7 separate regions of the Homo sapiens genome follow, and regions 2, 3, 4, 5, 6 and 7 are each linked to region 1. Evidence: chromatin loops called from intact Hi-C (ENCODE). Cell type or tissue: ascending aorta. All regions are shown on one strand. Region 1 holds the start of LOC124904486 (a long non-coding RNA gene). Region 2 has its middle 65 kb from the start of OPTC. Region 3 overlaps ATP2B4 (ATPase plasma membrane Ca2+ transporting 4). Region 4 has its middle 13 kb from the start of PRELP. Region 5 has its middle 34 kb from the start of BMNCR. Region 6 has its middle 23 kb from the start of BTG2. Region 7 holds the start of BMNCR (bone marrow associated non-coding RNA).

The links. Peaks named below come from ENCODE experiments on the same cell type or tissue, not always from the same donor. Only the 100,000 strongest peaks of a DNase experiment are listed, where the experiment ranks them.
Region 2: it touches region 1 in a loop (2.7-fold over the local background); 2 of 110 quality-filtered maps call a loop at or near these places.
Region 3: it touches region 1 in a loop (3-fold over the local background); 31 of 110 quality-filtered maps call a loop at or near these places.
Region 4: a loop joins it to region 1, with 3 times the contacts of the local background. A loop is called at or near these places in 6 of 110 quality-filtered maps.
Region 5: it touches region 1 in a loop (5-fold over the local background); 36 of 110 quality-filtered maps call a loop at or near these places.
Region 6: a loop joins it to region 1, with 6 times the contacts of the local background. A loop is called at or near these places in 106 of 110 quality-filtered maps.
Region 7: it touches region 1 in a loop (5-fold over the local background); 2 of 110 quality-filtered maps call a loop at or near these places.

The regions. Positions count from the first base shown.
Region 1 is chr1:203,271,612-203,275,611 of GRCh38, forward strand. LOC124904486 (a long non-coding RNA gene) reads right to left here and starts at 2,438. Exons shown (of 2, transcript XR_007066798.1): 1 at 2,349-2,438; 2 at 1-2,100. RefSeq lists enhancers at 1,220-1,821, 1,781-1,830, 1,822-2,423 and a silencer at 1,690-1,984. In ascending aorta, CTCF peaks have their summits at 1,642 (motif pointing right) and 1,841; DNase peaks (open chromatin) are centred at 1,770, 2,515 and 3,550; H3K4me3 peaks cover 1,654 bases; H3K27ac peaks cover 2,899 bases.
Region 2 is chr1:203,556,772-203,560,771 of GRCh38, forward strand. No RefSeq gene overlaps it. Among named protein-coding and RNA genes, the nearest start is that of OPTC, 65 kb to the left of the region's middle. RefSeq lists enhancers at 1-302, 316-893. In ascending aorta, no CTCF peak of the experiment used is centred here; DNase peaks (open chromatin) are centred at 810, 1,730, 2,368 and 2,960; H3K4me3 peaks cover 652 bases; H3K27ac peaks cover 3,828 bases.
Region 3 is chr1:203,693,564-203,697,563 of GRCh38, forward strand. The region is part of intron 2 of ATP2B4 (ATPase plasma membrane Ca2+ transporting 4); the gene reads left to right. Among named protein-coding and RNA genes, the nearest start is that of SNORA77, 34 kb to the right of the region's middle. In ascending aorta, no CTCF peak of the experiment used is centred here; a DNase peak (open chromatin) is centred at 1,758; H3K27ac peaks cover 3,713 bases.
Region 4 is chr1:203,461,110-203,465,109 of GRCh38, forward strand. No RefSeq gene overlaps it. Among named protein-coding and RNA genes, the nearest start is that of PRELP, 13 kb to the right of the region's middle. In ascending aorta, CTCF peaks have their summits at 2,411 (motif pointing right) and 2,610; DNase peaks (open chromatin) are centred at 1,912, 2,692 and 3,282; H3K4me3 peaks cover 622 bases; H3K27ac peaks cover 3,058 bases.
Region 5 is chr1:203,439,152-203,443,151 of GRCh38, forward strand. No RefSeq gene overlaps it. Among named protein-coding and RNA genes, the nearest start is that of BMNCR, 34 kb to the left of the region's middle. RefSeq lists an enhancer at 1,788-1,997. In ascending aorta, a CTCF peak has its summit at 1,897; a DNase peak (open chromatin) is centred at 1,880; H3K27ac peaks cover 2,470 bases.
Region 6 is chr1:203,326,090-203,330,089 of GRCh38, forward strand. No RefSeq gene overlaps it. Among named protein-coding and RNA genes, the nearest start is that of BTG2, 23 kb to the left of the region's middle. RefSeq lists enhancers at 1-138, 1,448-1,547, 1,748-1,937, 2,597-3,233. In ascending aorta, a CTCF peak has its summit at 1,844; DNase peaks (open chromatin) are centred at 1,382 and 1,722; H3K4me3 peaks cover 1,485 bases; H3K27ac peaks cover 1,802 bases.
Region 7 is chr1:203,406,826-203,410,825 of GRCh38, forward strand. BMNCR (bone marrow associated non-coding RNA) reads right to left here and starts at 800. Exons shown (of 3, transcript XR_001738390.3): 1 at 1-800. RefSeq lists a silencer at 3,342-3,542. In ascending aorta, no CTCF peak of the experiment used is centred here; DNase peaks (open chromatin) are centred at 46, 1,846 and 3,482; H3K4me3 peaks cover 664 bases; H3K27ac peaks cover 4,000 bases.

The sequences.
Region 1 (4,000 bases):
CTTACCAGAACTTCTGAACCAGACCTCAGGGTAGTAGAGTAAGTCACAGTGACATTTAAAGAAGAAATAATGCCACTATCACACAAACGATTTACTCCGTGGAGTCCATGCATTATCCCATTCCATTCCTGCACAACCCCAGGCCATAAGAACTATTATCCTGACTGACAGATTTGGAAACTGAGGTTCAGAGAAGTTAAGCAGCTTGCCCAAGGTGACAGATAGTAATTGGCTGAACTGGGATCAGATCCCGGTCTATCTGGCTCCAAGTCCTTGTCCTGTAATCATCATGGTACAGCAGTGAGGGGTTTCCCTGTATGAGGCATCTACTCACTGCCCAGTGATGGGAACTATTGTTAAAAGATCTCAGGCACACAAGAGAATCAGGGAGGAGTGGGCCCATGAAGGAAGCCTTTTCCCAGGTGAGGAGACTTAGCTGAGCTTTGGGGCCTGTGTGAGACACTGACTACAGTTGTTACCAGGCAGGCAACCTAAGAAGACGCCTGGAGCCTGGAGACATGATGGGAGTCATAGCCTTGGACTTGCCTACACACTCCTCATATTGCCCCAGCCTCAAGGGCAGACCGCCAGGACCAGATGGGAGTGGGGACAGCCCTGGCCCCTGGCCAACAGCTCTGAAAAGAAAAAGTTTCTTTGTAAGCTGCAGTAAATCCTTAGGGTTAATTGCAGCCTGAACGTTCATTTCAAAGACCTCACTTCCTGAATCCCAGGAGCATCCAGAAGAATGGCACCAAGGTGGCCCAGCCCAAAAAAGCAAGACACGAACACTGTCTCAACCTGTACGTTCTCAAGGATAAAGAGGGCCCCTACTAGCAAGACAAATGGGTGGCCCCTATGATCCTGGAGGGGCTGAGCACAGGGGAAGGATGGCATAGGAGACTCCCACCAAGAAGGCAGTGATCCTGGGCTTGGGCGCCCACTCCCTGCCAGAGAACCCAGCCTGGCCTGGCTTCAGGAGCCCTCTAACCTTCACCCTCAGGCCACTTGACCTCCACCTAAATCCAGCACTGCTCCCTGTAGGAAGGCAGGGGTGTGACTTCTTGGTAGTCTCATCTGGCCTGTCTCCCCCAGGGGTGGGAGCTCCCCGAGGGGAGGGCTGTTGCAGGCCCCTTCAGGACCTCAGTTCCTGCAGTGGTCCCCCAATTACGCTTCCTCACTAAGTGTCTGAGGGAGCATTTGCCCAGCATCGCGATTCCTTTAGCCCAGAGCCCTCCCTGAGCAGGCCCAGGATATAGAAATGGTCCAGCGTTGGCCTTTGACCCGGGAGAACAGGGTGAAGGGGACACCCAGGTGCGGACTCCTGCGGGGGTCTGGGTGGGCCCAGTGACGTCAGTTCTGGTTCTCCAGTGAAGGAGACCAATTCCAGGACTGCCCCCAACTTGCTGTGTGATCCTGGGACATTTGCTTAAACTCTCTGAGCCTCATCTTTCCTTTCACACGACAGGGAGACGATCCTGCCTTTGGGAGAATGACTTGAAGTAAATCACTCTTAATCCCTAGACGGAAAGGAGGGAGCGGGAGAATTTCTGCCATCCCACGGGACGCAGCGCAGAGGAGGCGGCTCCCCCAGCTTATTAACCACAGACCAGGTGTGCACGCCCAAGCTCACCGGCAGAGGGCGCCAGGCCTCCGCTTGGTGCTCGAGCCTCGAGGCCCAGAAAAGGTAACCTGGTCCCCAGAGGTCTGAAATCGCTGATTGTGTTTATTCAAAGCCAGTCACCATTGCTCACCCGTCTGACTTACTCTGGGTGTGTGTGGACGGGCGTGCATGTGACCGCGTCTGTGCACCGGGGCTGTGCTGTGGGCTTTGTGCTGAGCCAAAGGTGGGGCTTCTCCTGTCCGCCCGGTCCTGGACTCCCGGCAGCGGCCGGCAGAGGCGGTGCTGATGCTGTAGGAGGGTCAGGAGCCACTGCCTCGTGCTCAGCCCCACGGGCGCCACTCTGTGTGCCCTGCAGCGGGGAGGACCCACAGGGTAGACCGCCTCCTTGGCCGGTGACCCCTGCAACAGAGCCGTCTCTCCGGTGCTCTTGCTCGCCAAGTCAGTGTGAGGCCCGGACGGAGGAAGCCCTGCTTGCTTCTCTGTTCAGAGGAAAGGGGCCAGGGGATTGTAAAATAGGCCTTAGGTTATTGGACAAGAAGACAAAACCAAACCAAACCAAAAGCCTGGTGAGATCACGGTCTCACCCAGACGCAAGTGATTGCTCAGGTCAAATCAGCCAGCCTGGGCTCTGATAACTGCCGGGCCAGGTGGAGCCCGTGCACAGGGGAAGGGGGTTAGCATGGCCTCTGCCTGGGGCTCCCAGCCTGAGGAGGCAATGCATCCTTACCCCAAGAGACCACTGTTTGCAGGACGATACTCCCCAGGATAGTCAGGCTGGTCTGGGAGGCAGCCTGTGGCCACACAGGGTGGAGAATGCGAACTCAAACTGTGAAGCAGACAGGGCTCGCGGAGGCCCCTCCCATCTGCCCCGCCAGCATCCCCTTTTTGCTTCTGCACTTCCCAGAATCACCCTTTTCATAGACACTTACCGAAGGGCCACCATGTGATCATCCTTCCCAGGCTGAGGGTACAGACAGGAGCTGGCAGAGCAGGGAGGGTGCTGGGCATCTACCACAGGGTCAGGAGCCCTGGGGAAGTCTCCTGATGGTGGTAGGTGGCTGGGGGTGGGGTGGGGGTAGAGGGCTGCCAACAAAAGCTTCCAAGACCCTGAAGGAGGCAAGGCACGCTGAGTTTTAAGGAGCCAGAGGCATCATCTTATCGGGTGACAGGAGTGAGGCCCCACTGCAATGCCTGCCGTGGAGGGGCCAGTGGGCTAGGCAGGCACACACAGCAGCTGTGATAACTTTGGGCAGACCATAAGGCAGTTTACGGTTTGCTGAGTCATTTTACAAATCTTTATTCTGTGAGGTTGGTAGAAAAATGAAGCTCAGAGAGGTTAGGTAACTTGTCCCAGGACACAGAGCCAGGACTTGGGCCTGTATATCCCAAGCTCTAGCCTGAACTGGCTCCTTAGGTAGCCTCTGCCCCTCCCACTACCCCAACTCCCTGAAGCAGAACCTTGGTTAGAGCGGCAGGGCCCGTCTTGTTTTGACAGGTCTAGAACTTGTCTTTGTTTTATTTTTCAGGACACCAGAACTGGTTAACATCTACAGGCCTGGCTCACCCAACCAAACATACGGGAGGTGGGTGGATGGATAAACAATGCCACTGTGACCGCTTACAATGAGCGCCAGTTCGTTTAGAAGGCTGATGTCAGGAATTGGCTCAAGTCATTCATTCCCTCCTGGTGATGCCGGGCAAATGCAGAACCAGGGCAAATGCAGAACCAGAGCAAATGGAGCCAGCCTTTCTCGAAGGATTTCTCAGTCTGTCAGACTGGGCTACAGAAATGTGTGACGTGCCGGGAAGTGTCAGGGAAAGTGTGGCTCAGGAGTGACCTGGGTTGTAATCTTAGCTCTACCAGTTCTTAACAACATGTCCTTGGCAGGTTGCTTAAGCCTTGGCCTTTTGTTCATCTGATACATGGAGATGATCATAGAACAACCCAGAGAGTTGCTGGGAGGAGCATACAGATGATGTGCTGTGCAATGACTAGGTCCAGGCAGATGCAACATAAACAGTAGCTCTTGCTATTACTGGACAGCTGGGTGACTTCCCTGTCTACAGAAGGCGTATTTACAATGGCCACTGTCTGCAAGCTGTTCTTCTTCACCCCGGTCAGCCCTGGGTCCTCTCACAAGCCCTTGCTATTCCTCGAGCCCTTCTCTTATCACAGTGTCTCTCCAGTCAGGCAGGTGTCAAATAATTCATTGGGCTACAATTTGATTTAGTGACATTCTTTTTTCTTTCCTTTTTTTTTTTTTTGAAACAGAGTCTAGCTCTGTTGCCCAGGCTGGAGTGCAGTGGCGTGATCTTGACTCACTGCAACCTCTGCCTCCTGGGACAATAGGCACACACCATCATTCCTGGCTAATTTTT
Region 2 (4,000 bases), 290 kb after region 1:
TCAAGGGCAGCGGCACGAGAGAGGAGGGGCACCAGAGGCCTGAGAATTAGAAACTCAGTGACGGGATCAGGTCTGCAAGAGATTTGCATGTATTTGCCTAAGTTATGCAGCAGCACAGACTCTTTGTCTATATTTAGATGTAATGAAATAATCGTATTCTTTTAAAAACTGAGATGGGGCTATTTTAAGGCAGCCAAAGATTACCTGTTTATGTATGATGCATGTAAAACTGTATGGAGAATTACGTGAACACCTATAATCACTCAGGACCCTGGAGAAAATTCTCTTTTCCATTTCCTCCACTAGTGGATTTCTCACCTTGTAAAGTGGGGAAGTGGGATACCTCCCCATTTGACAAGGCAAGAAAATGCCCCCTATCTCCCCAACAATTAAACCCTAAGGCTATTGTGTTTGCCATTAAGAGAAGCATTGGCCCCAGTCTAGGGATAAGGGAAATCAGGCAGGGTGCAGGAATACAAGAGAATCATGAGTTTAGTCTGCAAGAAGTGTATTTTCTCCTTTCCCCTTTCTAGTCCCACATGGAGCTTTCATGATGCCTGCAGGTGAGGGCCTTGTGGGTGCCAGGCACTGTATGGGGTGCAAGGGTTTCAGACATGAGTCTGAACATGGCCTCAGAGTCCTCAAAACAGGTGCGTAAAGTGATCCTATCAGTATAAAATAGTAAGACAGAATTATGTACAGAGGAGGAGTGCTTGGCCTGGGGAGTGGGGGTGGGAATTCCATGAGTGTTTCCAGGAGAAAAAAAGAAGCAAATGGAGCACAGTCTTGGCAGATGAGTAAGAGTTGGCGGGGTGGTGACAGCACGGAGGCATGGAAAAGCAAAGCAGGAGACTGTCCTGGAAATTCAGGCAGAGGCCGGTGGGGCAGAGGAGGGCCTTGTGTGTCTGCCAAGGGTTGGCTCACCATCCTGCAGGCCAAGGCAGCTTTCGGGTGAAGAGTGCTTCGGTCACCTTTAACATGGGTGTTTTGGGCTGCACGGTGGGCTGGAAGGCTGGAGAGAGGTCAGAAAGGAAGCTGCTGCAAACATCCAGAAGGTGATGATGGTCTGAGCAATGGTACCATTGGGAGGGCAGAGGAGGAGAGAGCAGGATTGAGAAAAATTGGAAAGGGAATCAATAGGACCGAGTTAGTAGGTGACTCTAGAGGGCAACCGTAAGGAGGAGGAAAGAGGGGCATGAAGGAATCCAGCAGACTGACATTGTGTTCTCTGTTGGAGAGATCTGGAAGTCAGAGAGGATGAAGCTGTTCAGGAGACAGGAGAAGAGTAAAATCTTTTTTTTTTTAACCTTCCAATGGCCAGATAGAGCTGTTGGGCAACCCCTCAGCTGAGATGCTCCCCTGATTGGAGACTCCCTAGCTCCAGCTGCTTGCAAGCTCAGGCAACATCCTGCAGCCTCTGGAGGATTTAATTCAATTCAACAAATGCTTATTGAACAGTTACTCCACATAGGGAAAGGAGAATCTAATGATGATTGAGTACTTAAATTGTGTTCACAGAGTGTTAAGTGCATTTACATGTAATCTCATCTCTAGTCACCATCCCCTCATCCCTGAGAGGCCAAGTCATTACCCTCCAGGGGCCTGAGAGGTCGAGTCATTTGTCCAAGTTTGGGTGGTAAGTAAGCGGCAGTGCCAGGAGGCAAACCCACAAGTAGTGCCTTATCACTAAGTCACATTGTTACACAATGAAGCCAGGAGGTTGCAAGTGACGAATACACTATTTTAAGCAAATCAAGGAATGCATTGGCTTATTTAACTAAAAAGCACATGAGTCAGCTGGCTCCAGGCACAGCTAGATCCAGGAGCTCAAAAGATGCTGTCAGTTCTCTCTTGCACTTGCTCATAAATGAGTAAATCCATCTCACTCCCATTTATGTTCATCTTGGCTCATCCATAAGGCAGCATAGCACGCAGAGCATAGCATGACTGTTTTGGAGTCCCACAGCCTGGGTTCCAATCCGGACTCCACCACCTAACTAGCTGGATGATTTCAGATGAGCTGCTTAACTTCTCAGTGCCCCTGTTTCCTTGTCTCTAAAATTGATATAATAATATTACCTCTTAGGATTTTTGTGAGGAGTAAATTAGATCGTCCACACAGTGTGCTTGGAGCAGGGTCTGATACAAAATCCGCACCCCAACATATCAGCCATTGTTCTTTCCATCTCTGCCTCTTTTGAGGTGGGTCTCATTCTCTCCTATGTTAGATGCCTTCTTCCGTGTAGCCCAGAGAGATGGCCCCAAGCAACCCCACCTTACATCATCCTTTCAGCCTCTGGTCTCAGGAAAAGAGCTCTTTCTCTGTGTATGGAGGTAGCATGCCCATCCCTGCAGCCATCTCTGAGGCCAGGGGCTGCATCTTCTGTGCTGCTCTGTGGAGGTGGAGGTGGGGCACCATGACTCACAGCCCCCCGTGGGTCATATAGAAGTAGAAGAAGGAGGGTTCCTTAAAAGATGGGATGCTGTGAAGACAAAATAACATATGTCCACTGTTCTGTGCTAGTTGCCGTTATGACAGAGTGTGACAAAAAGTGAGTACGGCAGAGTCTCCTCTCCATGAAAACTTATATCAAAGTAGGAAAGACGAGACAAGGACACATTTATCCAGAAGGCAGACTGTGACAAACTCCATGAGAGAAGGACTGTTAAGATCCCCTGCAATTTTCAGGAAAGAAAAAAATCACACATGGTTGGGTGAATCAGTAATGAGTTTGATGAAGGAGTTTGGCTCCTGGGGATGGTGTCCATTCAGCAAGTACAATAGCGTAGGGGAAGAGGACCTTCTAGTTTGATAGCATAGGGTAGAAAAAGGAATCCTGAGCAATGAGGCTGGAAGGCAGAGCTGGCAGCAGCACATGCACAGAAAGCAGGCGGAGGTCAAGGACTGTTAACTCAGGGGACTAGAAAAGAAACAGCCATACACAGATATTGAATTATCAAGACTGAAGGCAGGGGATGCATGATGTGGAAGAGGCTGTGAGTCAGATGCTGAGGTCATTTAGAAAGTTCTGGGCCGGGCTTGGTGGCTCATGCCTGTAATCCCAGCATTTTGGGAGGCCGAGGTGGGTGGATTGCCTGAGGTCAGGAGTTCGAGACTAGCCTGGCCAACACGATGGCCCATCTCTACTAAAAATACAAAAATTAGCCAGGTGTGGTGGCAGGCACCTGTAGTCCCAGCTACTTGGGAGGCTGAGGCATGAGAATCGCTTGAACCTAGGAGGTGGAGGTTGCAGTGAGCCCAGACCGCACCACTCCACTTTAGCCTGGGCAACAAAAGTGAAATTCTGTCTCAAAAAAAAAAAAAAAAAAAAGAAAGTTCTGGATTTATGAGCATCATCATTCAGGATGAGGAGAAGCCAGGAAAAGCAGATGGCCAGATGGCCAGATGGCAAAGATTTTAAAGAAAAATCTTAATTCTTAATCCCCAGTGCCCTCCAGAGACTTCTTTAATTTTTTTTTCTTTCCCTTTTTTTTTTTTTTCTTTTTTCTTTTTTGAGGCTGGGTCTTGCTCTGCTTCCCAGGCTAGAATGCAGTGGTGTGATCTCAGCTCACTGCAGCCTTGACCTCCTGGGCTCAAGCAATCCTCCTGCCTTAGCCTCCTGAGTAGCTAGGACTACATGTGCATGCCACCACACCCAGCTATTTTTTTTTTTTTTAATTTTTTGTAGAGATGATGTTTTCCTATATTGCCCAGGCTAGTCTCAAACTCCTGGGCTCAAACAATCCTCCTGCCTTGGCCTCCAAAAGTGCTAGGATTACAAGCATGAGCCACCATGCCTGGCCTCCTCCAGAGACTCACGTGAATTCCAATTAATCTAATTCAAGAGAAGTTAGCTTTCTAGAAGTAATTTTATATCTGTGATAGGTGTGCAATCATTCATTCATTTATACACTCATTTAACATTTGTTCAGCATTGTGCTGGGCTCTGAGAACACAAATAAACAAGGCTTGGGCCCTGCCCTCAAGGATCTCTCTGTC
Region 3 (4,000 bases), 420 kb after region 1:
GTCACTTCATTTGCTTGGGTCCAAAAAAGGCCATAAGAAAGGTTTTATTGAGTACAAAATTCATAGGTTTGGACTCTGATGAACCTGATGGCGATGTTACCATCCCTGAGGCCAGGAAGAAAAAAGACAGGACTAATCCACCCCAATTGTAGACAGTGGGAACAGCGCTGGCTTGCTTAGAGGTACAGAGGAAAGCAGCATGCAACCCTGCCCCGTGGTGAAGGAAGTAGGGTGGCCAACCATCCCGGTTTGCCCGGGACTGAGCGGGGTTCCCAGGAGGCAGAAACTTCAGTGCTAAAACCTGGCAAGTCCTAGGCAAACCAGGACAAGTTAGTCACACTAGATTGAAGCCTCAGCTGAGTGCAGCTGCCTCCATGTCCCAGCGTCCTCTGTATCTAGGTTGGCATCCAGTGGCCCTCTGTGGGGTGGCATAGACTCTGCCACTTAATAAGCTCAAGTAGTCATACCCCTGCCAGGCCTTAGTTTGCTTCTATGTCAAATTGGGTTAATAGTAGCTACCAGGTAGGGGTTTGTGATGCTTGAATGAGAAGGCATGAATGTGCCTGGTGAGGCATCTGGCACATAGTAATCACTTAAATGTTAGCAATCTTAGTTATCACTCATTCATTCAGTTCATTCTACAAATTTGTGTGTGTACAATGTGCTGGGCAATGCTGTAGGCCTGAGGAACAAAGATAAAAATCCTGCCCTTGTGGAGGAGGTGGACAAACAATAAATGAATGTGTCCTATTATATGCTAGGTGAGAAGACCTGTGGAGGGAAATGATTGAGCAGGATGAGGGGGATCAAGAGTGCCAGGTAAATACAGTGGTCAGGGTAGGCCTCACTAAAAAGAAGATGTTTGTACAAAGACCTGAGGGAGGTGAGGAAGTGAGCCCTCTCCAACAAAGAGGAATCTGGGCAGAGGGAACAGCTTGTGCAGAGGCCCTGATGTAGATGCCTGTCTAGTGCGTTTAGAGAACAGCAGGCAGGCTGGTTGGGCCAGATCTCAGTGAACATGGAGAAACTAGTAGGAGATAAGGACTGGGGGGCTGGGGGAGTCATAAGGGTCCTGGAAGCCCATCATTAAGTCCTTGGTGCCTAGTTTTACTCTAAGTAAAAGCCAGAGGGTTTTGAGCAGATGAATCGCATGTACTGCCTTGGATCTTAAAAAAGATCATTCTGGCTAATACATTGAGAAGAGACTAAGAACAGGAGAGGGAGGGTGGAGGCAAGGAGACCAGTTAGAAGATGATTGCTATAATCCAGATGAGAGAGGATGGTTTAGACCAGGATGATAACAGTGAAAATGGAAAGTGATTGGACTTTAGATATATTTTGAAGCTGATAGGATTTCTCAACTACATGATATAGGAGATGGGGGCTGGGCATCAAAGATGATTACAGGGTATTAGCATGAGAGCAGAGAGGGACAGGTAGCCCTGTTCTCTGCCCCTCATATGTCCCTCTTTTTGGGAGGGAGGGTTTCATTAGGCTATTGGGGTGCACCTTATGATCTTTAATATCTGATGTCTTGGTTTGCCCTCATAATCATCTACTAAACCTTGGTAAGAAGGAAAGGGCATCTACTCCCTTTACATTGTGAATCCTGCTTTTTTGAGAAGCGTCCCAGGTAGCTTAACAAATTACCAGCACTCCTGCCAGCAAGCCTGGCTCTCCAGCACAGCAGACCCAACTTGGCACAGCCTTGCCATCTCTGGTCCCTGGGGAGAAAGGACCAGCAAGGCCCTGCCCCTTTGGCAAGTCTGCCTCTGCCTGTCTGGGGCTAAAGATTCCCTGCCCAGAACACTCCTTTCCCAGGCTCTGGCTTTCCCTCCTACTGGGAACCTGACTTCTCAGGCTGGTGGGGCAGGGAGTCTCTGGGGAGCAACCCAATTTGCTTCTAGAGGTTTGGCCAAACCTCACAGCTCTGCGGGGCTCAGCTGTGCCCCTAAGCTGGAGGCCAGGGTGATGTGCTTGGGCACTGGGAGTCAGGAGACCCTGGATAAGCCATCAGGCACCACTTCCCTAACCAGCCCCTGTGTCTCTCTCCTAAGCACTAGCAAGTGAATGTGGTCTCAAAAGAGGGCCCTCACACCCCTAACTGCATAGGTGTGGATGCTAGTTCATCCCCTGCCCCCCCACTTTCATCTCCCACCCCCCACATCTACCTTCCCAGACAGATGAGTATCTTATGTATGTCTCCTGATGCTTTTTGTTTTATAGGATAGGGAAATGGAGGCCATCCCAAACTCTGCAAATAATGCTCCCTTGGGTACCTATTTTCCCATTTTCAAAATCTTTATCTGTTCAGATGTCTTCCTCAGGTCCTAACCCAAATCTCTCCTTTTGACATTTAAGGTAACACTCCTGGGTTCTTTTTTGAGACAGAGTCTCTCTCTCGCCCAGGCTGGAGTGCAGTTGCATGATCTCAGCTCACTGCAACCTCTGCCTCCCAGATTGCAATTCTCTTGCCTCAGCCTCCCTAGTAGCTGGGATTACAGGCATGCGCCACCACACCCAGCTAATTTTTTTGTATTTTTAGTAGAGATGAGGTTTCACCGTGTTGGCCAGGCTGGTTTCAAACTCCTGACCTCAAGTGATACACCCACCTTGGCCTCCCAAAGTGCTGGGATTACAGGCATGAGCCACCACGCCCGGCCCACTCTTGGGTTCTATTCAGTGAAGATTTTCAGTGAAGAGTAGACATTTGCCTGTATACCACGTCTGCATTCCTTCCTCAGCAACAGAATAGCCCTTCACATTGACTAAAGTGTAAAGAAGGCCTCTGGCATCCAAGTCCTTTGCCTCCGTTTTGTCCCTGCAGCCTCCATCATCCACTTCTTGTTCTCTCTGTGAAGCTCAGTTGAAGTTCCCTTCCTCTGATTCTGACCCTCCTCAGCTGCTAACCTTTTTTCAAGACAAAAGTCACCCTACCCTGCCTCTGGGAAACCCTTCAAACCGGCAACCAACAGCTTCCAGTGCCAAAACCAGGACTAATTTGCCTCAGCGTGTAAACAACTTGAACACCAACTGGCATTAATCACCATGGTAGGATTGCCCCTCTTCCCTTCAAGGGTAGCCCCACCTGGGGACCCATGAAAGGACCCAAATATAAGGAAAGCACTGAGAATAATTCTGCCTATCTCTTGTCCCTCTGGGAAAGTGCGTAGAGAGTAGGTGTGGTATGTATGTGGTGCATGTTCTGTGTGTGTGTGTGTCATATATCTGTGTGGTATGTATTGTGTATGTGGTTTGTGTTTGGTGTGTATGTGTCTGTATATTGTGTATAAGGTGTGTGATGTGAGTGGTGTATGTGGTTTGTGGTGTGTATGTGTCTGTATAGTGTGTGTGGCATGTGGTGTGTGTACACACAGGTATGTAAGCAAACGTATGTTGGTAGGGAGGATGCTGCTAATCAAGTACTGCGTGGCATCTGAAAACTTTGTGGCCCCACCTTTCTTGTTCTCTTTTTATTCAATCTGAGTAGTAGTACTTCCCTTAGTACCTACTTAGTCCTTAGTAGAATGGTAGTATCTCTCAGTGGTGTGTGTTTGTGCCTCTGTGAGTGTGTGTACATGCATACACCTAGGCACACAGGTGTGTATATGTGTGTGACAGAAGAGGGGCACATGTGCTTAAAGGGAATGCCCACAAGTTATAGTCTTAAAGACTCTGCCCTGATGCTCCCCTAAAGCTCCTGGATCTTAGAATTAGGACACATGTGTGGGCTCTGCCTCCATCTTGCATGACCTTGAGCAAGGAGCTTGTTCTTCCTGGCCTTTGTGTGTGAGCCAATGGATGGCAGCTCACTCTGCTTTTAAATCACTGCAGCATTTACCTGTTAATATGACATAAAAGTTCTATGTGAATCCCAAGAACCACTTTAATATTTAATGTTCTCAGAGCTGGAGCCTGGGGCATACTCAATCAGTAGCAGATAAGATTTTATGTCTGGTTAAGAATTTATCCAGCTTATACTTGTTACTAAGATAAGTGA
Region 4 (4,000 bases), 190 kb after region 1:
AGCATTAAAGAAGGAAACCTTGTCATTTGCATGAACATGGATGAACCTGGAAGACATTATGTTAAGTGAAACAAGACAGGCACATAAAAACAAACACCATATGGCCTCACTTATATGTGGAATCTAAAAAAGTTGAAACCATAGAGGCAGAGAGCAGAATGGCAGTGACCAGGGGCTGGATGGGGGTGGAAGTGTTGGGGAGATGTTGGTCGAAGGATACAAAATTTCAGTTAGAAAGGAAGAGTAAGTTTAAGAGATCTATTGTACATGACGGTGACTGTAGTTAACAGGAATATATTGTGTACTGAAAATTGCTAAGAGAATACATTTTTTTATGCTCACCACAAAAAATGAGAAGTACATGAGATAATTTATATATTAATTAGCTCAATTTAGCCATTCTACAATGTGTATGTGTGTAACTGTATATATTTAGGTTATACAACATAATGTATGTTATGTATACACACACATTATGTTGTATAACCTAAATATATATAATTTTTCTCAATTTAAAACATTTTTCAATACATCTGATTGGGGTGGTGGTTGCATGGGTATATATACATACACATATGTGTCAAAGTTTGTCAAGCTGTATACTTCAAATGGGTACCTATTTGTAACCTGTTACTCTATGCAAATTATAATTTTTAAAAATTGATTTAAAAAGTAAGAACTCTGGCTTCTGGTACAGAATGAATTATACAGTGGCAAGAGGCCCTGCAGTGGACCCCTGATGGGGAGTGTAAAGGCTAGGTGGTGTTTACCATCCCAGCCACCTGTGGAGCCCAGAGTCTAATTATAGATGGTGGGAAAGCCCCTTTTTATAAATGCAGTGTTAATGAGCGTGTATAGTTATTAAGATGGGTCAGTAGGTAGCACGTGGGGTAGAGTTGTTTATCAGAATAGATCCAGGGCTAAATGGAAATGGGTCTGGAGGAACCGAGGAGCTCGAGTTGAAGATGGATAGGATAAACCCGGGGAAGCCTCTTAGAAAAGAAAGCCTCATCTTACAAGAAGAGAAGGAGCCAGAATGCTTTGCTCCTGCTGCTTTTGTGGGCAGACCTTGATGCAAGGGAGGGAAGGCAGGGAAACATGAAAGTGAAGATGGTGGGGGCACTGGGAGGTGGGTGGCATGGCCTGGAGATCAGAGTTTTTTTTTTGGGTGCCAGAGTGTATATGAGGGCACCAGGGGAGAATCCTTGATGGAGCAGGGAGGGTGCCAACCTCACTCTTGCTGGACTAGCAGCGGCTGTGTCTCCAGGTCCCCCACTCCCCACCAGCCTGGTTCTCCAGCTTCTCTTGTGGGATCTTGGGGGCCCCTGGCCCCATGGAGCAGTGAAGAAGTATAAGACATGGATCTTCTCCTGGTGCTAGCTGTGTGGCTTTTGACAGGTTATTTAATCTGAGTTTCAGTTTCCTTTAAAGTAGAAATAAAAATCAAAATAAGGCCATACATTAAGATTCTTAACATATTGCCTGGCACATAATAGCCATTTAATGCATGGAAATGTATTAGTATTATTAATTGTGAGACAAAACTAATAATACAAGAGGAACAAATGGGAGAATAATTTAGGACAGGATATAATTAGAGATATTTTTAGGTGGCACAGACCAGACCAGCCTGCAGGCTTGGAAGCAAAGTAGAAAAGGAAATAGAAAAAAAAGTGGAGTTGGCCGGGTACAGTGGTTCACGCTTGTAATCCCAGCATATTGGGAGGCCGAGGCAGGTGGATCACAAGATTCCAGGAGTTTGAGACCAGCCTGGCCAACATGGTGAAATCCCATCTCTACTAAAATAAAAAAATTAGCCAGGTGTGGTGGCATGTGCCTATAGTCCTAGCCACTTGGGAGGCTGAAGCAGGAGAATCACTTGAAATCAGTAGGCAGAGGTGGCAGTGAGCCGAGATTGCGCCACTTCACTCCAGCCTGGGTGACAGAGTAAGACTCCGTCTCAAAAAAAAAAAAAAAAATGTGGAGTTAATTCATGATTCATGCATTCCTTTAAGGACTTACTACGTGTCCTTTCCCTGCTTCATAGCACCACCAGTTGTGATATGCTTATGTTCATTTATGTGTTTGTTTATTCCTGTATTTTCCACTGGACCGAACACCTCAGGAGGACAAGGATGATGTCTGTTTTCTTCCCAGCTATACCCTCGGAGCTTACTATAGTGCCACCCACATAATAGGTGCTCAGTAAATGTTTGTCAAATGAATGCCAGGCCTGCAGGGTGCTGGGATATACTGTAAGCCCTCATCGAGCTTTTATTCTAAAGGGGGAGCCTGAGTAATTTAGATCACTCCTCTGAGGGTGGCTTGGGGACTCTGTGAGAGCAGAAGCTGTCACGCAAAAGGCCCGAGTGACCAGAGAGGAAAAAGATGGGTGGTGGAGGGACCTGGCAGGGCTGGCACAGAAGCCCCCACAGGAGGGCAGCAGGGCACCTGAAGATAGGCTCAGGAGCCAAGGGAGAAAAGAAGAAAAAGGGTGCTTTCCCTTGGTCAAATCAGCGCCCAATTCAGGGCTTAGAGCCTGGGAGGGAAACCCCTAGAGGAGAAGCTGGAGTGAGCAGGCTTTGAACCACCTCCACGCCCACCCACCATGGGCTCCGGATGAGGGATGGGGCCTGGCTCTGGGCAACAGGAACTGGAGTAGAGTCAAGGCCAGACCAGGGAGCAGGACTGAAGGGCTCCAGGAGGTGCCTGTAGCTCTGTGAGGGCCCTAATGGAGAGAAGAGTGATGTCGGAGAAGCTGCCAGAATGATTTAATCCCACTGCAATGTGGCAGCTAATGAATTTCATATCCCCTCCCTAAGCTCAGCCGCTAGAGTAGCCCAAAGACAGAGGAGAGAAGAAGAAGGAGCAGAGAGCAAGGAGGGAGCTTAGAGTGCACAGCCGGAGGGGAGGAAAGGGTTGGCAGATGGAGGAATGGGAGAAAAGTGGGAGGCACGAAGACAGGAGGGAGAAAGAAAAGGCAGGGAGAGGAAAAGAAGAGAAAGAGCCAGAGAGGGAGGAAGGAGGAGGAGGAGGGAGGAAGGAGGAGAGAGGGAAACGGTCTCAGGTCCACAGCAATCAGAGTGTAACAGCCTCAGGAACCAAATTCCCCTTGGCCCACCCTCCCTGTGAATAGAGACAGCAACGGGAGCCCACCAGAAACCTGGACTTAGAGGTCGCTGGCTCCCCTTATCTCTCTGTGTCTTTCCCTTCCTCCTTCTGCCCACACTTCCCCACACCTCCCCACCTCCCCTTTTTTTCCCTCTCTCCAGAAAAAACAGGAGGGAGGGTGGCTGCCCGCCCGGAGAGCTACTGCATTCAGCAGGAGCCCGGCAGATGAGTAATGCTAATGGCATAATAGTGCTAAGGACAACACCTGCCCTTCACCCAGCACCTGTCTCCAAGGAGCCCAAAGCTGTCCTCAAATCCAAATTCCACTCAAGATGGAAAAGGGCTTCTCTGTCTTCCAACAAGGATCTAAATAGAAAGAAGCCTGAATTCCAGCATGAGAGAGGCAAGGTAGATGGAAGGAAGAACTTCCCAACAAGGTCATTTTAGCTTGAAGTGCTAGGCTGACCATGACTGGGGGAATGAGGCACAGTGGGGTAGAGAGCCTTCATTTCTGAGGGTCTCTAAGAAAGCAGAGCCATCACTGTCCTGGGCTGCCTTTCCCCAGGCCCCGCACCACTTCGGTAACTCCACAGCCTTTCATGGAGCCCTGGCCCATGGAGCAGACAGTTGGGGCTGCCAGCCACCTTCCAAAACATGTTTTGCCTTTTTGCCTTCATTCTGTGGCTTGGCTCAACTGGGCCTGAAAATTCCCCACACCTGGGGTGGGCCAAGATGGGATGCTCCATTGCTCACATAACTGTTTCCAGCCCCAGAGCCCTGCTCTGTCTTAGGAATGGCCTCCTGGAATGGGACAGCTGGCCCTGAGGCCCTGAGATTAGCAAGGGGCAGCTCCCAGGGACCATGTGGGGAGGAGGCCATGGCATGGAGG
Region 5 (4,000 bases), 170 kb after region 1:
TTCCACCTCTGAGCATATGGAATTTAGCTGGAAACTGACTTCCCATTTACTACTGTAGCTTCTCATTTCCTACTGCTGGTATTATGTAATCTTCTGGGCATAAGCTCTAGGTGTGAGAACCGTTCCTGCAGCCTGTTCAAGATTGAAGTCAAGACTGGAAATTATAATGACATTGCCTTAAGTGAGTTTGATCAATGAATAAGTAGTTAACCAAATAAAGAAATAATTCTTTATTAAGCCTCCCATGTGCCCGGTGTGATGTTTAACTGATAATACAAAGGAGAATTGGACTTGATTCTTCAGCTCCAAGGAATTTACAGGCTAATCAGAAATCCACACCCACAAAGGATGTTTGCCAAGTGTGATCAGAAATCACTAACATCTTATGGAAAAGCTTTGAAAGCCATGGCTGCATCAGCCTGCCTCTCCCACTTAGAGACGGGAAAGTTTATGTGAGCCAGGGTCGAGGCTGTTTGGGACTGTGTGATCTCTGTTTTGACGGCTGTGCTTTGCCTCCCTTGATGCTGGCTGCCTCTCACACATTGCTGAAGCCGTAGTTAATTGTCTCTGACTGTAATCGATCATCTCGGAGTGGGGAATCTGGTGCACTGGAACATGACCAGTCTAGGACCATGACCATGGTTCAGTCTAGGACCTGTCTAGGGGGAGACAGACCAGGAATAACAATTCATGGGGATGGCATGAGCATGCGGCAAGCAGAGAGAGGCATGTTGCACTTAGGAACAGTGACCAACCTGACTTCAGAAGGTGAGGTCCTCGCAGGAGAGACCACTGGTGTCAGGAGAGATCAATGGTGTCAGGAGGAGCTGGAGAGACAGGGAGAGGTACAGGTGGAGGCCTTCCTGGCAGAGGGGAGGAGAGTTGTTCACAGGCCTGGAGGAGAGAGAGCAAGGGTCTTGTCCCATGGATTGCAAATAAATGCTTGAGTCAGCTGGAATAGAGGACCAGGGTGCTGTGGGAAGAGGCAGTAATGAAGGGTGGGCAGAGCCAGATGAGAAGGATCTTGCGAGTGAACCGGGGGGCCTGGCTTTATCCTGAGAGTAACAAAGGAGCTGTTCCCCATGCTCCTGTCTAGAACAGCCTACTGTGGACTGTCCCCTTCCTTACCTCTCCTTTTAGGGCTCTCTGCCGCACAGGATACATTCCTTTCTACTTGGCCTGGTCAAATTCCACCCATCCTCTCTGGGCCCTGTTCAGATTTTCTTTCCTCCAGAAAGCCTTCCTAAACTACCTCATTCCACTAATTCACTCAACAAATGTGTACTGAGCTCCTCCAGCAGGCCAGGCACTGTGCTAGGTGGGCCCACCCTCAGGCAGCTTGCAGGGTGCAGTGGTGCACAACCCTCACTGACATTGCCTCCTGTGATCTCTTCCACGTGCCCAGCCAAGGTGGCTGTCAAGGACACATCCATAAGCAGTCTCCTCTGTCCTCAATAGACAGCTCTTCTTCATCTCTGCATTCTGGGGCTGGCTGGCACAGTGCTGGGCACGTGGGGGTCCTCAGCCCATATTTTAGAGATGTCTGGATTTCCAGCAACATTAAACTGAGTGGAAATTTCTCCCAGCTGACACCCACTCCTTTCCCTATTCTCCCTCTGCAGAGAAGAGAGACGGAAGCTCCAGCAGAACCTTTAGCACCAGGATGCAGAAAGAGAATGAGAAAGAGGGATGGGAGGGGAGGAAATGCCTGGGCTGTGTGCCAGCCCCGCATGCCTTGAGCCAAGCTGGGAGTTCGTGGTCCTCTGTGCTCTGGAATGTGACAGGGGCTTGCCAGGGCATCGTGGAGTGGCTCCTCTGCAAGCCACTCACTCCTCACCCTGGACAGAGCTGTGCTGGCAGCTCCTCCTGGGCCTTCCTTGAAGTGCACGGGTGCCCCACGGTGGACAGAAAGCAGGCCGTGATCTCACTCCTCCTGAAGGCTTTTGTCCCATTAACTAAAGGGCTCAGAAGCCTTTGTCCCCATAGGGTGTTGTTCCTTCCCTTGCATGGAGGTGAGCCTTGGGCTCCATGGTGTAAGAATCCCATGTTAAAGCCCTTTCTCTGACATGTGACCTGGGCTCTCTGGGTTTTTGCCTGACAGCGTGGTACACTCGTCCTCAGGTCAGCCCTGGGTCCCTGTGTCATCCTCTGCCAAATCAGGCAGACACCCACCCCCTTCTCATGGGCGTATCTTGCCCAGTGCAACTTTAAGAACAGAATTCAACTCTTCTGAGATTAGTCTAAATGCCCAGATTGGGGCTGGGGCATCCTGTGAAATTCTTCCACCTTCAGGACCCACTCACTGTCTCCAGAGACGGTCCCTGCTCTAGGCAGAGGCATGGAGAGCAGAGGCAAAGGGAACGGAGGCCAAGGAGCCACAGAGGCTAAGGTGAAGGGCTGAGGCGCAAGGCTGCAGGAGGAGTGGGGTTCTCCCTGACTGAGGCAGAGCCCTGGAATGCTGTGGAATGCAGGAGCCTACATCTTTACATTTTATTTTTTGTTTTTTCCTGAATAACCAGCTATGTGTAGCTGCTGGAAAGACACGGGTGTTCACCCCCCAGAAGCCCTGGGATGGGCAGTTCTATCCCTCTTGGCTCATCTCTGAGCTGTCTGCTGGTCCCTCACCTTCTAGGGCATGAGCCTCCTGGAGGGACACTGCCGGTACCCTACCAAGGAGGCTAAGCTGGAGCGAGAGACAGAGATGCAGCAGGGGAAAACAGCTCCAGCGAGCAGTAACCAAACCGGGAAAGGCCAGGAGGACACAGGATTAGAGACAAGGAGGATGGAGGAAAAAGGCAGCTTGGAGGGATCAAAGGATAAGGGACAGTCCGAGGGCAGGGAAAGTGAGCAGGGGCTATATTTATCCACCAGAGAGAAGGAAGCCTGCAGGCCCTTCCTGAGATCCACGAGCTAGGGGCTGGATTAGGGGCTTCTCATTTCATTTCATTTTCAGTGACACATTCCGCTTAATCCTCATCGCAGCAAGGATCCATGCTGCTGTTACAAGAATCTCGGCCTCTGTAAGGAGTTCAAGTAATTTGCTTGAGTATCCAAGACTAAAGTGATGGAGTGGGGATTTGAATCCAGGTCTGTGTGATTCCAAATGGTCCCTAACCCTCTGTCAGCAGCTTACCTGAGAGAGAGGAGGCTGGATCCACTAGTGGAGACAAGAGAACTTGAGCTCCAGAATTCTAGAATTTTAAGACTGACATCGGGGTCCCCTATACCAGCTCTAGCTCCAGGAGAAATTAGATGCAGTGAGAATAATGTTATGTTTCAGTTAGGTAGCCAATTAATTTTGAGAGGAAGTTAGAAAACCAACCAACCTCTCTCCTCCTCCTTCTTTCCTATCCTCCCTGCCTTCCTCCTTCTATTCCTCTCTCCCACCTTCCTTCCCTGCCTCCCTTCTTCTCTCCCTCTAAATTATTTATGGAGCAATTACATGTCAGGCATGATGTAAAGTCTGAAGAACAAACATGAATAAGGGCCAGTCCGTGCTCTTGGGGAACTCACAATCCCTTGGAATATTTCAGGAACCCGAAGCAGCTCTTTACGCGCCCCTCTCTATCAGTTGTTTTTTCCTTCCTGTCTTTACTTCTGTACTTCTGCGTCCACTATCAGGCCCAGCAAACCTCTTCTCCCTCCAGCCCCAGATCCCTCTGTTTTGAGAAGGGGAAGGTCAAGCTCTTGACAAGCCCCTCCCGTCCCGGGGCTACACTAGAGTGGGCAGTGATGCCACAAACAAGGCTTCTAAAAGCCCCGAGCCTTTGAGCTCCTTGCACTCATCTGGACGCAGCTGGGCCCGGGACAGCCCAAATTCTGCAGGTCATAAGTCACGCTGACTTCCAATTCTGGAACAAATGAACAGTTCCTTGGCTTCCATCCTCTTCCCCTCATAGCCACTGACCGACTGTCTCATATGCCCAGAGCCACCCACCACACCCCATTCCTCTCTGCTACTCATTGCAGAGACACTTAGAGCCCCATCACCCACATGGTC
Region 6 (4,000 bases), 54 kb after region 1:
ATATACAACAAAGCTGTGACGTTTGGGGGATGAATACTTCACTTTTCTCCGGCTCTGAGGCATGCTCCAGGCTGGGCCAGGGGATCAGGACTGTACTGATGGGAGGATTTTCTTGGCTCCATTTTTTTTTTTTTGCATAGTGGTGAAATTCACCTATAAAATTCAGCATTTTATCTGTTTTCATTTTATATGGTGAAGCCACACGGGGAATCTCTTGGGAGTCTGGAGAAGTCTTGGGAGTCCTAAGGACCTTAACTGAAGTCCTGCTCTTGGGGGGCATGTGGTGTTTCAAAAGGCAACCATTCTAGCCTTTTCCTTTGGCAATATAGCAGGAAAGTCCCCGTCTTCTAGAGCAAAGTCAGATGGGTTTCCCAGGTGGAAACAGACTACCTAGGTACAGCTAGCTCTGTGACAACAGGCAAGTTACCTAACTTCTCACTGCCTGTTTTTTCATCCTTAAAATAAGATAAAAGTAGTTCCTAGTCGGTATTGTTGGGAGGATTGATTTTTGTGAGGTGCTCAGAAGGGTACCCAGCTCTTAGAAAGTACACAATAAATGTGATTAAATATTATTATGGCCATTACTAGAACAGGAGGCATTCATCTAGGTTACACAATGGAAACTGAGATAAACAGGACTGGGGAATTGAGTATGAGGCCAAAGGAAAATGTGTGAGGGGTAGAAAATGTGTGAGGGGTAGATCTGCCTCTGCCCTTTCTCCCTTGTGTAACTGAGCTATGGTTGGAAAAGTGAGACCCTATCGTCCAGACCCTTGCTTTGTGGCGGTTTGGGCATTATTGTTACATGGGGAGAAGGTGTGCGATTTACGTCTCCTGCTTCCCGGGGCCCTTTTCATTCTCTCATTAGCACCTCCGGGCCTGCAAGGTCAGCTGGTCCCTTTTGGGGCACACACTGCAATACAGCACTGTCTTCAGTTCATAGTCTGTTCTGCCTCAGAAGTTAGGTGGATGATTTTTGCACCTTCTCACGTTTGCAAGTCCCTCTTCCTCAATATGCTTGGTGGTGAGGGTAAGGGGACAACGGTGATGCCTTTCCACCCGGGACCGTTGCGGCCAAGGCGATCCCACACGGGCTGCCTGGAGTCAGACCTGTCCAGCAAGGAAGCTTCGGGGAGGAGGGAGACAGCGCCGGCTGGGCGTGCAAAGGCAGGCAGGTGACCCTCCCTCCGTCCCGGATATGGGCCCTCGGCCGCTCACCCCCCAGCCACCCACCCACGTCCCTCAATCCCCACGAGCAGCTGACTGGGACCTGAAAGTGCCACCAGACGCCCTCACAAGTCTGCTTTCTTTGCTGGGAAACAGCAGCCGCGCCGCAGCCTCCGCCCGCTCTGGGGAAGCCCCACCTTGGCAACAAGCCGCTGATTGGCTGGCTCGGGGGCGGCGCGGGCCAATCCAAGCCCGCCCTGACGCCGCGGCGTTTGGCCGAGAACTATTAAGAAAAAAAAAAAAAGAAAAAAAGAAAGGTGGGGCCGGGCGCTAGGTGGCTTCCCAACGGAGTTGCTCCCCCGGCGGCTGTGGAGAATGGGGCCTTTCAGAGAAGGGGGAGGCGGGGAAGGGGCGAGGCGGGGCGGCCGTTGGGCTTGGGCCTTTTCGCCACCTGCCGCCGGAGCTCAGGTCCCTAAAACCTCGAAGGCGTCCCCGCTTCTCAGGTCCTCCTCGCAGCTTGAGCGACTGCAGGGCCCCGCCCGGCGCTTCTTGAGCAACTGGAGGTTCGGGGGTGAACCTCTGGCCCTTTCCCGTCCTCCCTCCAGAGTCCCTCAGGCTTTGGGCATTGATTTCCCCAAGTTCGGGCTCAGGCCCTCTTCCTTTTCTTCTCGTGCCTCTGCGTGCTTGCGCCCTCCTATGGGCGCAGTTACTTGAGCTCTGTCTGCCATCGCCAATCCGCCATCCTCTAAAACCAGATTAACCACCCCCTCCATTGTACTGTGGCCACGGGCGCCAGCCTCAGCCTCTAAGACAGCATACAGTTCCCCAGCACGTACATTGTAAACGTCGTTTAATGTATCTCGAGTGACGTTGTTCCCCCGCCCCAGGACACAGAAGCACACACACACCCACAAACTCAAAGAATTCGGCACAGTAGCATTGAGATTTAGACTGAAGAGACAGGTGACCACGATTCGACTCTAGCCTCTGCCACTTTCTGGCTGTGTTACTTTGAGCAGTTACTTAACCTCTCTGAGCCTCAATTTTCTCCTATGAAAAATACTAATGATAATAATGGCACTATCTCCTCTCATTATTGTGACAAAATGCCTGGCACATAATTGCCTAATAAATGGTGATATTATTTTAGGTATTAATAACAAAGGAATGAGCATTTCTTTCTCACATTTTACCTCAGCTCACAATTCTTGGTTTAGGTGCTGGGGATAGCACTAGATCCTAAGGACATTTAAAGTCCTATGAGTAAAGTAATTTAAGACTCAGAATAAAACTTGGTATGGTTTCAAGGCCCTGGGATGGGTCCTGCGTTTGGCTCCTAGATTTTTACTAAGGGAGAATTATCTTGGCAAGACTAGATTTCTCTTTTCTTCAAGGTCTTTTCTTCACATTTCCACCTCTCAAAAATTTTTAGAACAGCAGCAAGCAAGGACTTACAACTCCCTTTTTAATAGGATTTAACTTTCTCCTTTTGTTAGGTAGAACATTCCATAAATGTTCTCTCCATATATGCACATTGACACTTAGATGGGCTTGTTTGTTTTCCCCAAATCCCTTTCCTGAAGTCTTTTCGTGTCACCTGGAGACTCACCCCTTCTGCATTCTCTTGCCTGCCCCAAACATACCACATGCTGATACATCATACATTATCTTCAGTGGACGTGGAGACTGGTTGTTCAGTGCTCACAGACCCCTGGCGGCTGTCCAGTCCTATCACCTGCTGGGCTTGGTTGATGTTTCACATTGTTAAGAACAAAAGCAGTGATGCGTCTGGGGCATTTCAGTGACGCCTGACGGCGAGGTCAGGGAAGAGGGTAAGGAACACACAAAGATGGGATACAGTTCAATGGGGAGCCAGTAAGACTGGGGTTCTGGGGTTCAGTCTTGAGTCTGTGCCTTTAGGGAGACAAGTCAATTAAACGTGCTAGGTCCCAGTTACCCTGTCTTGTAAAGTAGGCTGTATCATACCTGTATCCTTACCGCATAGATGTGTCAGGGAAAGAAATGTCATAGAAGTGAAAGCACTTTATATTTTCTGGGTTAAAAAAAAGGTGTGGCGCCGGGCACGGTGGCTCACGCCCGTAATCCCAGCACTTTGGGGGCCGAGGCGGGCAGATCACGAGGTCAGGAGATCGAGACCATCCTGGCTAACACGGTGAAACCCCGTTTCTACTAAAAATACAAAAAATTGGCTGGGCGTGGCAGCGTGCGCCTGTAGTCCCAGCTACTCGGGAGGCTGAGGCAGGAGAATGGCGTGAACCCAGGAGGCGGATCTTGCAGTCAGCCAAGATCGCGCCACTGCACTCCAGCCTGGGTGACAGAGCGAGACTCCAACTCAAAAAAAAAAAAAAAAAAAAAAAAAAAGGTGTGTGTGTGGTAGGGGTGGGTGTGTAATGGGCTATTAAATCCATTTCATGCCACTCTTTTTATTGGGCCCCAAAGAATATGATTCCACAAGTGTCATTAAAAACTTAGGAATGCAGCTCTGTGTTAACTCTTGGGGAGTATTAGCAGGAATCATATGATATGATCCCTACCTTTAAAGAATTTACAATCTAACCATGTTGCTCAGCTAACACATGAAACATTGATGTGTGGCCCTACTGTGGTTTATAACAATGGTTCCTCAACCTATCCAGTTCTGTCCTGCAATAAAAGGATCATCTGGTGATGTGACAGTGGAGCCGATCAGCGGATGTGCCTCACCCCAACCAGCACAAGTGCTGGCCCCTTACCTCTCCCTTTCTGTCCTTGGCAGTGTTACAAACCATCCTTGCTGCTGCCTTCAGTGTTCATGAGCCATGGCCTGATGCCT
Region 7 (4,000 bases), 140 kb after region 1:
TCCAAGTTCATACCACTCTGGCGGCTCCTCTGAAAATCCCCAGGCCTCCTCCCAGTCTCCCGGCATCCGGTGTTGCTGTTGGCCGGGCCTGCCTGCCACACAGCCAGGGACTGAAGGACATTTTATTCCAAATGAGGGCAGTCAGCTGAATTTCCAAACCAAAGATTTTTCCACTTCAAATTTTCTCCTTTCCTCTTCTGCCCAAATAACACATTTGTTTTGTAGAAAAGGGACAGAGCAGTTCTATATCTAAGGGTTAAAGACTTTATGGGGATACCTGGGGGATAGGCAGGGCTGTGGCCAAAGTCCTTATCCTGTTGGGAGGAGAGGGAAAAGAAAGGAACTGAGAAGGGCCTTCCAGTCCCCAGGAAGACAAAGGGGATAAGATCAAATCAAGGGATGCCTTTTTTCTTTCCGACCCTATACTGCACTCTCCTTCTTCTTCCATCTCCTTTTCCTGTTTTTTATTTCCTCTTCCTCTCTTCCTTCCCACTATCTTCTTCTCTCTCTTCCTCTCCTTCCTCTTCCTCCATGCATTCATTCATTCATGCATTCTCCCAGCAGACATTTATTCAGCATCTACTATGTGTCAGACACTGCCGCAAGCTAAGAATACAGAGACAACTAAGTCAAGGCTCAGAGTTCTTATAGTCCAGAGGTTGAGGAGGGTGGGGCAGACAGATGACAGGCTGGGGTGAGGAGCTACAACTGGCAAGGAGAGGTACTGGTAAATCTCCAAGTACATTCAGAAGCTCATGCAGTACATTTAGAACAAGGGAAACTCTGGGAATCAAGGAAAACTTTTTAAAAAACTTAAAACTTAAAATTTTTAAAAATAAGTATTTATTTATGTATTTCTTATTATTACTATTATTATTTTTTGAGACAGGGTCTCACTCTGTTGCTCAGGCTGGAGTGCAGTGGTGTGATCATAGTTCACTGCAGCCTCAACCTCCTGGGCTCAAGCAATCCTCCCACCTCAGCCTCCCAAGTAGCTGGGACCATGGAAGTGCATGACCATGCCCGGCTAATTTTTTTTTTTTTTTTTTTTAAGAGACAGGGTCTCTCTGTATTGCCTAGAGTGGCATTTTTTAAATAGACTTTTTTTTTTTTAGAGCAGTTTTATGTTTACATCAAAATTGAGTAGAAAGTACAGAGTTCCCCATGTATCCCCTGCCCCTCACACACACAGCCTCCCCAACTATCAACATCCCCCACAGGAACAGTCATTTGCTAAACCCGATGAACCTACATTTTAACATCATTATCACCCAAAGTCCAGAGTTCACATTAAGGTTCACTCTTGGTGTTGTACATTCTATGAGTTTGGACAAATGTATAATGAATTGTATCCACCTTTATAGGATCATGCGGAGTAGTTTAACTACCTAAACATCCTCTATGCTTTGCCTCACTTAATCTTTCAATCTTCAATTTCTTCTTCTTTGAAATGGGAAATATAACAATTATCTCATAGAGTGATCATGAGGATAAAACAAAATAATATATATGAATATTCTGCTTTAAGTGTGGGTTATTTATATAATATCACAGGGAAAAACCAAGAGAACTCACATAGTTGTCCCTGATTGTGGTATGTGCTACGGGAGAAAGGAGAGAAGCAGATAGGAAAGGATGAACTTTCGCCCAAGCATCAGGGAGACGCTGCTGCATGAGGTTTGGGCTGCAGGCGACACTGGGAGTAGTAGTAGGAGGAGGGCACGGAGGCCCACGGAATTCTAACAGGGACTCTGGACTGTTCCCTGCTCCTGAAGTAGCCCATCCCAACTTTATCCAGGCAGTCCTCTGGCTGCTGCTGGCAGGGGCTCAGAGAGCCTGTGTGAGTCACATCCACGTGGCTGATGTGGGGAGGGAAGAAGGGATGGGGAGGGCTCATGCCCGCGCAGGGCCACGCTGGCTTGGAGAAATGGTTCCTGAAAGTCCCTGGCAGAAAGTGGGCTGCTGTGGGCTGTTAATGTGCCATGCAAATCAACCAGTAAACAGTCCCCAATGAGAATCCCAGATGTCTGTTCACTCCAAAGCACAAGACACTCATTTTGGGCTCCAGGTGGGGACCAGCTCAAGTGAACCCTGCCCATGAGCTGAGGCAGGACTGCTGGTCTCTCTGTCTTCCTGCCTCTGGACGGGGACCTTGTTCCTGGAGACCTCATTGTCCTCCTACACTGAGACAGGCAGTGTCTACACAGGGAGAAGGCGACCGGCAGTACAGATGACATCAACATATCACCTTTCATTCAGGATGGGAAAAATCATTCTGGGGTCTGCTTAGGCTGTCTAGGCAGAACAAAAGAGCTGCACCATAGTGCTAGAGACAGGATGAACCATATGGTATGCTTGTGGGGTACCCCAAATTTCCACCTGAGTTGGGTCTGTTGCCAGGCAGAGGCACAGCTGGGTTTGGGGGGATGCCAGGTGCTTGCTGTATATATGCTCAGAATGCGTTGGCTTGTGGGGAGGATAGCTAGAGAGGGAGAGGTGGAATGAAGCACATCTGGTGACCCGATTTTTTGTTTTCTTGTTCTTAGTTAAGAGCCTCAGCTATTCTTGGGGCTGGAGGAAGAAGACAAGGAAACAGGCAGGGGCAGGAGAAGGAGAAAATGGGGCAGGTAGTGTATGTTACTTGGGGAGGCTCAGAGAGGGAGTGCTGTTTTGATCCCGGGAAGGCCTCTACTTCTCATGGAGTGCGAAGGGGCTTGGTGTTCCTAGGTGAGGAAGAAAAGTATGGTCACATGACCATTTAGCAGCCTCTCCCACAGGGACTCAACATGCAGTCATATCAATATATCATTCCAAAAGCAGCACATAAACACATATACCTTCAAGGATAATTGCAAGCACAGGGTTTAATTATACAGACAATGAAAGCCCACACTTCTTAGAGACACACTGCCACTGAAACACACACAGCCCTGCTCATAAAGACTAGAAGTGGTCACATTGACCCTTCAGGTCAGGGCAAATGTGCCTTGAACCAGCATCACCCTTTGGAGTTTGCAAAGTCTAATGTCCATCTCAAGTTTTCCACAAACTTCTGGAGGGTGCTCCTGCTTCTGATGAATTGTTCGATCCAGGGTCCTCTGGCCATTCCTGGTGACTGTCCCTGTTCCACACCACCACCATCCAGGTGGAGAACATGGCAGAAATACTTGCAAGGCTTCTGTGATGTGGAAAACTTAGGAAGCTTTGAAGAAATGAAGAGCTTTACATCATAGCAATAACACTAAACACTAAATAATACTAAACAACAGACATTTCTGGTATGACTTTTTAAAAATCCATTGATCATTTTCATAACTCAGGGTGCAGACTCTTTGCATGTTATTCAGCTAATCCCCTTCCCCCTCTTCATTGTTGTCTTCTTCTTAGGGGCAAAATCCGAATTCCTCTCATTTCTTACGTGGAACAACTTTCTCCAATCTCTGCTGCCAAACGTGGCTCGTGAACTCCCTTAGCATAGCCAAAAACTCACTGGAAGCTCTGAAAATAGCCCTGGTGACTTGCTGATTAAGCTCCTAGAGCAGAGGCTATCTGCCTTCCCCATCTTCCTGTACTAAGGGCAGTTTTTATTTTTCTAGCTAAATGTAAATATGCAAATATACACTTGGACACAGAACTCTCGATCCACTTCCCCAAATAGGTTAGACAGGAAGAATTCATCTATGCCATGTTCAGGGCAGTTAGCTAAATCTAAAATTGCCTCCCTCCCTCAACTTCCTACTCTCTACTTTCAGGGTTCCCGGGGCTCTTTTTACAACAGATTTATAAAGTCAACATCATTGAGAGCCTGCCCTATGCCAAGCATTCTTCTTGGGAGATACAAAGATGATAAAACAAGACCACGGAACTCAAGGAGCTCAAATCCTAGATGGAGTGGCAGATAAGTAAACATGGAATCATGATGTAATAAGATGAAGTCTATGATAGGGAAGGTAAAATGTGCTATTGGAACACAGAGAAGAGCAGTTGAACCAGCTTGGGG